3 separate regions of the Homo sapiens genome follow, and regions 1 and 3 are each linked to region 2. Evidence: chromatin loops called from intact Hi-C (ENCODE). Cell type or tissue: PC-3. All regions are shown on one strand. Region 1 overlaps LOC107987108 (a long non-coding RNA gene). Region 2 holds the start of ZNF462 (zinc finger protein 462). Region 3 has its middle 210 kb from the start of TMEM38B.

Region 1 (2,500 bases), 430 kb before region 2:
GGCTGTGTTACACCAGGTACCTGGGGAAATAAAACCACGGGCAATTGCCAATGTCTGCATGCCCAGAGAGCTGTCTGCCGTGCAGTACAATAACGGGCAAGTTTGTGTGCATGCGTATAGGAACCATTTGGCCAGGACTTGGCAGGGGGATTCTAGATTTGAATCAGGGTGGGAAAGATGATCTCTAAGGCTCCAACTCAAATCTCGGATTGCATGACTCTGTATATGCAGCCAGAGGCACACAATGAAAAGATGGCTAAGGGTATGTAGAGTGAACAGGTAGGTCCCCACTTTACTTCCCATCTTATCTGTATCCATTTCAAATACCATGCAGCTACCAGAGTGCCATTTCTACAAAATAAATGCAACCATGTCATCCTCCCTTTCCTGCTTAGAAACCTCAATGTTTCCAATTATCTAGAGGATAAAGTCCAAACCACTCAAGACTTACCATGACCTAGCCTCAGACTAATTTTCCAGCTTCATCTCTCATCAGTCCCCACTTTACCGTTTACACTCCAGCAACAGTGGCTTTGCAGGTCCTGCACTCACTTCCTGCTTATATTGTTTTCCTCTTGCCCCCCACCCCCCCGCCTCTCTCTCACACACACACACACACATCTAAAATGTCTGTCTCAATCTTGCCTCCCAGTTAATATTACCCCATTTTTCTCAAGACTCAGTTCTTACCTCTTTTAGAAACCTTCCCTGATCATACTAGTCTCAGAGTGGTGCACACATTTCTATCATATCCTTAAAATATTGAATTATAAATAGCTATCTACTTATATGATTGGGTATTTGACTTCATGGATCTTTGAGTCTCTTGTGCCTAGCACACACAGTGTCTGGTTCAGTGATGAATAGTGACTGTTAATTGCATAAATATTGAATGGAAAGGATGGATGGATAGTAGATGGAAAAGTATCTAAAAAGTAGATAAATTCCCAGATTCTATTGCTAATCTCAGCGAGGTGTTATTTTCTTTAGTTTTAGTGAAGGAGCTACTGTGGCACAGAAAGGCAAATGTCACACAGCTAACACTAACCTTTAAAATCACAAAACAAGCTCCTTGTTCCTGACATAGTTCTCATTGCTCACTCCTCTGTCCTCTGGCACTCCTCAGTGGCTAAGTACCTATTGCATCTTGAATCCTGAATGACCTAGACCTAGAATTCTACAGCTCAAAAGAACCTAAAAGAAGATCCATCCTAGTATGCCCCCCACTTTCTCTTTTAGTAGATAATTGATAGCTATAAGGGTCAATACTTCATTCATCCTTCAAAATCCTGCTCAGTTATAACCACTATTGCCATCATGAGTAAATGTAGAATTATGACTGTGATAGATGCTACAGGGAAGTAGGTGGCACAAGAGCCTATGATATAATAACACTAACCAAGTCAGCAGTCTGATGAGTAGCTAATTAATCATTAAGTAAATATTCATTGACTGAATACTCTGTGCCGGAGACTCTCCTAAGTGCTGAGTATGAAACAGTGAGTAAACAGTCAACATCCCTGCTGTGTGGGGCTTACATTTTAGTGGGAGGGAAGAGACAATAAAGAAAGAAATAGATGCTATCTTGGAGAGTGATATGATAGACATTCACTAGCAAACAGTAAGTAGTAGTTCAAGAAGTAGAAAGAACATGGATAAGGTGCCAAAGGAGTGTGAGGTGATAGCAAACATTTTTGAGGAACCGAAAGAAAAATTCCTTGGTTAAGATATGGAGACAAGAGTGTCACAGAAAGAGACCAGATAGTCATGTCTCAAATTATGGTGGGTCTTGAAAGCCAAGTTAAATTTGCATTAGCTCTTCAGTGCAAGAAAAATTGTTTGTGGGTTTTAAACAAAGAGTGGCATGATTAAATTGTGTGTTTGTGTACGTGTGTGTGTGTTTGTTTTAAATATCTAGTCATTGTGTAGAAAATGACTGGGAAGGGAACAGTAGTAACCCTGGAGAGATAGGTCTGAAAGATATCCCAGTAATTTAGGTGAGAGATAATGGTGGCTTGGACTAGGATGTAGAGGAGATATCAGGGGTGACACCTAGGGTTCTGTCCTGAGCAACAGGGTAGATAATGATGCCATTTAATTAGAGGGATGACACTGAAAGAGGAAAATATTTGGGAAAGAAAAAGTCATACTTCAAGAATTAAGTTTGGGCCATGTCATGGCTGAGATGCTCATGGGGCATCACATTTAGGGTATTTGTTAATAATTCGATTATCTGACTCTGTAGTTCACAAGAGACGGGCTGAAAATTTAATTCTGAATAACTTGAAATATAGAAAGACTATACAAAGTCATGAGAGTGGATGAACTCACCTAGGGAAATGTAGGATAAGATAAGAAGAAATTAGAAGAACCCCAATGTGAAGAGGAGTCAGCAAAGGAAATGAGAAGCAGAAGCAAAGGAGAAAAAAGGAGATTGTGATGTGACAGAGGCTAAGGTACGAGAAAATCTCAAGAAGAAAGAAGTATTGGATGCTGGTGG
Region 2 (2,500 bases):
GATTTTTTTGATACTGTAGAACCCCCATCCCCAACCCCCACCGCTCCCAGTCCAATTAAAACCGTAGGAGACTTTCGACCTGGTGGTGGAGGGGGGGAACCACTCCTTTGCAAAAGAGATAGTTCAGAATGATACGGGAGAGATTACACTAAATAAAAATTCAAGGTGTGAAAGCTTCATCTTGGCTCGCGTGTCTTCAACACCATGACACCTTATCATTAAGAGCGCTGATTGTTACTTTCCGAGCCTTTAGATGATCAGCCAGAAAGTGCAAACAACGCGGGGCTGGAGGGTGTAAAGTTATTTAAGCAGGCGTTCTTTTTTTCTTTTGGTGCGCAGTCAAAACATTTCACAAGTTAGGAAAAGAAAGTGGTGGTTCCGAAGCTCGGAATGATGGGCTCTTTTCCTCCTCCACCCCCCCACCTTCCATATCAGGAAAGAAATAAAACGCACAATGAGCCTTTATTTCAGGAGAGAAGACTTCAAAATACGTGCCAGTAATGGACAATTTGAGCTTTTCACTGGAAATACTCACACCGCAAGCTGGAAAGGGATTAAAAAGCCCCACGTGGTTGATCTGGGTTTATACTTGCAACCTCCAGTTCCCCACGTATGTTCTTTGCAAAGGTTGGCCTCTAGATGGATGCAAGTAAGGGACCCTCTGGGGCTCGGGCTCGGCGCCTCGGGCAGGGCTGACGTTGGGAGCGCTATGAGCTGCCGGGCAGGGTCCTCACCGGGGGCTTCCTCTGCGGGCCAGGGCTGCCGGGCGCCACCGGGACGCGAGCGCGCACGCCTCGGCCCGGCGGCCGCGCTCCTCGCACCGCCTTCTCCGCAGGTCTTTATTCATCATCTCATCTCCCTCTTCCCCTTCTCCTTCTCCTTTGCCTCCTTCTCCTTTGCCTCCTTCTCCTCCTCTTCCTCCCCCTCCTCCACCACCACCTCCTCCTCCTCTGCCGCCGCCACCTCCTCCTCTTGCATCTCACTGGCCTGGCTCTGAGTGACAAAGACAATGTCCCAGCCTTAACTTTGCAACCACCTTGCCTCCTTCTGGGGTTCAGCAGGGGGGAGGGGGAACAGCAGCAGCAGCCTCAGCATCTCCTCCAGCTTCTCCTTCTGCTCTTCTCGAGCTCTTGGATAATTCTTCCTCTTTTTTCCCCTAGCCTTTTTCCTCATTTCTTTCTTTCTTTCTTTTTTTCCTTCCTCTCTGCTGCACGTTGTTGTTGTTATTAGAAAGGCTTCGCGCACCCCCTGGTGCTCCGGCGTTTTGTGTGGCAGGAGAAGATTGTCTTCCTTCTCTCTTTCTGTCTTGCTTTCTCTCTCCCCCTGGTTGCTCATTATTCAGAGAGAGACACAGAGGGAGGGAGAGAGAGAGAGCGCGCGAGGGAGAGGGAGGAGAGGAGAGAGAAGAGGAGAGAGAGGGGAGAGAGAGAGTGAGAGGGAGAGGGAGGGAGGGAGAGAGAGAGAGAGGGAGAGAGACGGATATCTCAGGTCATCTGCAGCTGCAGCGAGTCTGAGGAGCCGAGGAAGGCAGGGAAGATGGCGATCCTCCATTGCTGAGACCCGGCAGAAGCACATGAGACTCCCAAACAACTTCCACAACAATAACCCGAGCAGGAAGAGGAGAAAGAGAAAGAGGATAAGGAGGCGGTGGGGCTGGAGAACCCGAAGCACCTCCCGGCGCCGGGACGCTTCTTCTGTAAGTTACTGCAATTAACAACCACCTCGGGGTGGTCCGAGTGCTCCGGGGAAGAGAGCGCGGGGTGGTGGAGGCACAAACGCGCTCATTCATTCGGCCAAGGAGGGTTGGAGGAGCGGGGAGGAGAGGAAGTCCCCTGCATGGACTGGCTGTTGGAAGAGGAGAAGAAGCGAGAGAGAAGAGGAGGAGGGGGAGGAGGGAGAGCAGGAGGGGGAGGAGGAAGAGGAGGAGGAGAAGCGAGGGAGGAAGAGGAGGAGGAGGAAGAGGAGGAGAAGGTGGTAGTGGTGGCAGTGGAGGTGGCTGTGCTTTTCCTGCTGGCTGCTGCTCCTGCTGGGGGGAGTGAGCGCGGTGGCTTAATTAATTTCGTGTAGTTCTATGAAGAGAAGAGAAAATGAAAGATGAGTGAGAAGAGAGCTGGAGGCTTAGGACGGATGCTCCGAGTGTGGGGACAGGAGTAGGGACAGAGGGGGGCGGAGGGCGGGAGGCCGGAGACCTGAGCCGAGAGCCAGAGGGAGCGAGCGAGGGTCAGAGGAGGGAGAGCTCCGTGCGAGCGGCCCCGACCTGAGCGGGTTGACCTCTTTCTTTCTCTGTCCCTCTCCTTCCTTTCCCCCTTCTGTCTGCCTGTCCCCCGCCCGATGGCAAAGCCGTGCGGATTGGCAGCCCCCCTCTTCCTCAGGTATTTGGCTCTCTCTCTCTCTCTCTCTCTCTCTCTCTCTCTCTCTCTCTCTCTCTCTCTCTCTCTCTCTCTCTCTCTCCCTCTCCCCGAAGTTGGGATGCGGGGTCGGGATGTGTCGGGGGGTGGCT
Region 3 (2,500 bases), 960 kb before region 2:
CTGTGCTGCACTATGGGGAATTCCTCCTGGGTCCAAACTACCCAGTTTCCTTGGCACCAGCAGGGAAAAACGGCAGACTGGAGCTGCAGTGATGGCTGCCACTCCTCTCCCAGGGAGCTGTCATCTTAGTCAGCAAGCAGCCACAGTGATGGTGGCTGCCCCTCCCCCTGGGAACTCTTAGTCTTAGGCAGTCTCGGGCAGTCTCCAGCCAGGCGGCCACAGAGAATCTGCACATGAGGGGTAAGTGGTGCCAATGAGCCTAGAGAGGTAAGTGAGGATGTGCAAAGCAGAGATTAAGATTTTGATCTTGGCCTTAGAACAAGAAGTCATTGATGCCATTAAAGGAATCTTAGTTTCATGTTGTTAAAACCAGTCTGTTAGAATTATGAAGAGTAGATTGGATGGGACAAGAAGTGCATCCAGGTAGGAGGCTGTGCCAGTGCCCAGGCAAGAGCTAATGGAGGTTCAGACTTGGTGGTGCACCAGTGGAAAAATCTGAGGGTTATTAAGAAAGAAAAGAATGAGACTTGGTGATAGATTGTTATGAGGGGTTATGAAGACTAATAATACTCCTTACCTTTTAGGGAAGTAAGGATGGAATGAGAAAACACAGGAACAATGCCTGCACAGAGTAGGCATTCAATAAATATTAGTTTCCTTCCTCATCCTTGAACCTGGGTTTCTGAGGCTCTATCAGCCCTTGAACACTGTTTTGGAGATGTCAGCCTACAGCTTCAGCTTCCCAGAGGGTTCAAGGGAATCACCTCCCACCTTTCTAGATTCCACACTTTTGCTGCTATTGCCTACCTTGTGGCACTTAGTGGGCAGCCATTCCTTATATAGAAATTACTGTCAACCAAGGTCCTCAGGTCTGTGTCTTCATGCTGTCAAAGCCCACCTCTGCCCCATGCACCATAAGCCGCAGATGAGGAGAAAGTGCAGATAGGTTAGTCCTCTGCTTAGGTGGAGCTGAGACCCCATGAGGGGGTCTTCTTGATAGCTAAGCCACGGACTGAGCAATACCTGTCTCCTCAGAAGAGGAGGGTAGGGGGCAGAGGCCATGTGGCTTCTGTCTTTCCCCAGGTAATATATGGGAGGAAGGGATTTGTAAAGAGATCATAGGGGAGAAGGTCTCAGCCAGGGCTCAGGCTCACATATATATGCAATTGTGTACATGTACCTGTGTACCCAGGGCTGTCTGCAAGTGCATGCTTATGAGTTCACATGTAATGGCATTATGTCCATGTGCTTGGCATGCTTGGGCTCAGGTCTGTATGTGCATGCATTTTTCCATGTGTGCACATACATGCTTGGATATGTGGAAAGTAGGTATGTGTGCATGCGTGCACATCATGTATCCATGTGCTCCGTGTGTGTCTCTGCAGAAGCCTTGGGCCTAAGCAGCCCCACCCCCAGAGTCACACATGCCCCTGACTGCCAGCAGGTGGCCCCTGAGCACCGTGTGCTGGGCTCTGGGGAAGGGGTCAGTGTGTTCCTGCCTCCCTCTCTTTCCTGAGAATCCCTGAGGTTAGGAAGTCCAGAGCGTTCTCCACTGCTCTAGCCTCTTGGGACTTTACCCCTGAGGCTCTGTTTACCTGAGATTCCACCCTCTTGCCACACAGAGGAGAAGCAAAGCCAGTAGCCAGGGGGCAATCCTGGGCTTAAGGAAGGCAATTCTGACCTGCCTAAGGTCCTGAAAGTGTCAGGGCTTACCTTTACATAGGGCTGCTGAACACCTGTGGTGTTCCTGGCTCTGTGCAAGGCTCTTGCAGAGAGATACTGGCCCAGACCAAGGCAGGCAGCAGGCACATAGGCAAGCCCTATGCCTGTGCTGAGGCTGGGGAGGAGTGTGGTCTGAGGATGAGGACTGTTCCATCTGGGCCACAGAAGGGGCAGAAGACAGTGCCCAGGGATACTTGCTGACCCCTGCTTGAAGTGGCACTGAGGCCAAGCAAGAGAGACAGATGGCATTTCCCTTTCTTGGAAGGGGGGCAATGCTATCATCCATATCTCATAAAGACAGCAACCAAGTACACAAAGACAGGCAATCTTTATTAATTGTGACTGTATGGCCTCAGGATAGTCAGGAAGGCTTGAAAAGAAAACCAAGGACTCAGTTGGATTTGACCACATGCACCTGAGAGCCACCAGAATGCCAGAGAGCTCCGTTAGTCCACTCTGCCTGGTTTAGTCCCCATGAATGGCTGTGAGCAGACAGGCCCCTGGATGGCTTGTTTCCGGATCTTTGGTGCCTCGCAGAGGGCTGAGCCAGGGTGGACACTCACTGGTGACTCCATGGTTTGGAGCCTTGGTGGGCAGTGCCTGGAGCATCTGGGAGGTGGGGTGCCTAAGTAAGGGCAGTCGAGGTGGTAGAGGGCAACTGGAAAGAGATGGTGGTACTTGAAGCTGAGTTTGGACCAGAGCTGCTCTGGTTGGGTTGGAGGAAGTCTGAGAGAGGTGAGGCTCCAGAGAAGGGGCCCAGATTAAACCGCTATAGAGC

What was found. Hi-C counts contacts between places; a loop is a spot of excess contacts. Peaks named below come from ENCODE experiments on the same cell type or tissue, not always from the same donor. Only the 100,000 strongest peaks of a DNase experiment are listed, where the experiment ranks them.
Region 1: it touches region 2 in a loop (9-fold over the local background); 4 of 110 quality-filtered maps call a loop at or near these places.
Region 3: a loop joins it to region 2, with 26 times the contacts of the local background. A loop is called at or near these places in 20 of 110 quality-filtered maps.

The regions. Positions count from the first base shown.
Region 1 is chr9:106,431,420-106,433,919 of GRCh38, forward strand. All of the region lies in intron 3 of LOC107987108 (a long non-coding RNA gene), which reads left to right. Among named protein-coding and RNA genes, the nearest start is that of MIR8081, 170 kb to the right of the region's middle. In PC-3, no CTCF peak of the experiment used is centred here; a DNase peak (open chromatin) is centred at 1,402; H3K27ac peaks cover 1,053 bases.
Region 2 is chr9:106,861,660-106,864,159 of GRCh38, forward strand. It overlaps ZNF462 (zinc finger protein 462), which reads left to right and starts at 1,507. Exons shown (of 13, transcript NM_021224.6): 1 at 1,507-1,696. In PC-3, CTCF peaks have their summits at 1,256 (motif pointing left) and 1,455; no DNase peak of the experiment used is centred here; H3K4me3 peaks cover 2,500 bases; H3K27ac peaks cover 2,500 bases.
Region 3 is chr9:105,900,216-105,902,715 of GRCh38, forward strand. No RefSeq gene overlaps it. Among named protein-coding and RNA genes, the nearest start is that of TMEM38B, 210 kb to the left of the region's middle. In PC-3, CTCF peaks have their summits at 1,446 (motif pointing right) and 1,648; a DNase peak (open chromatin) is centred at 1,466.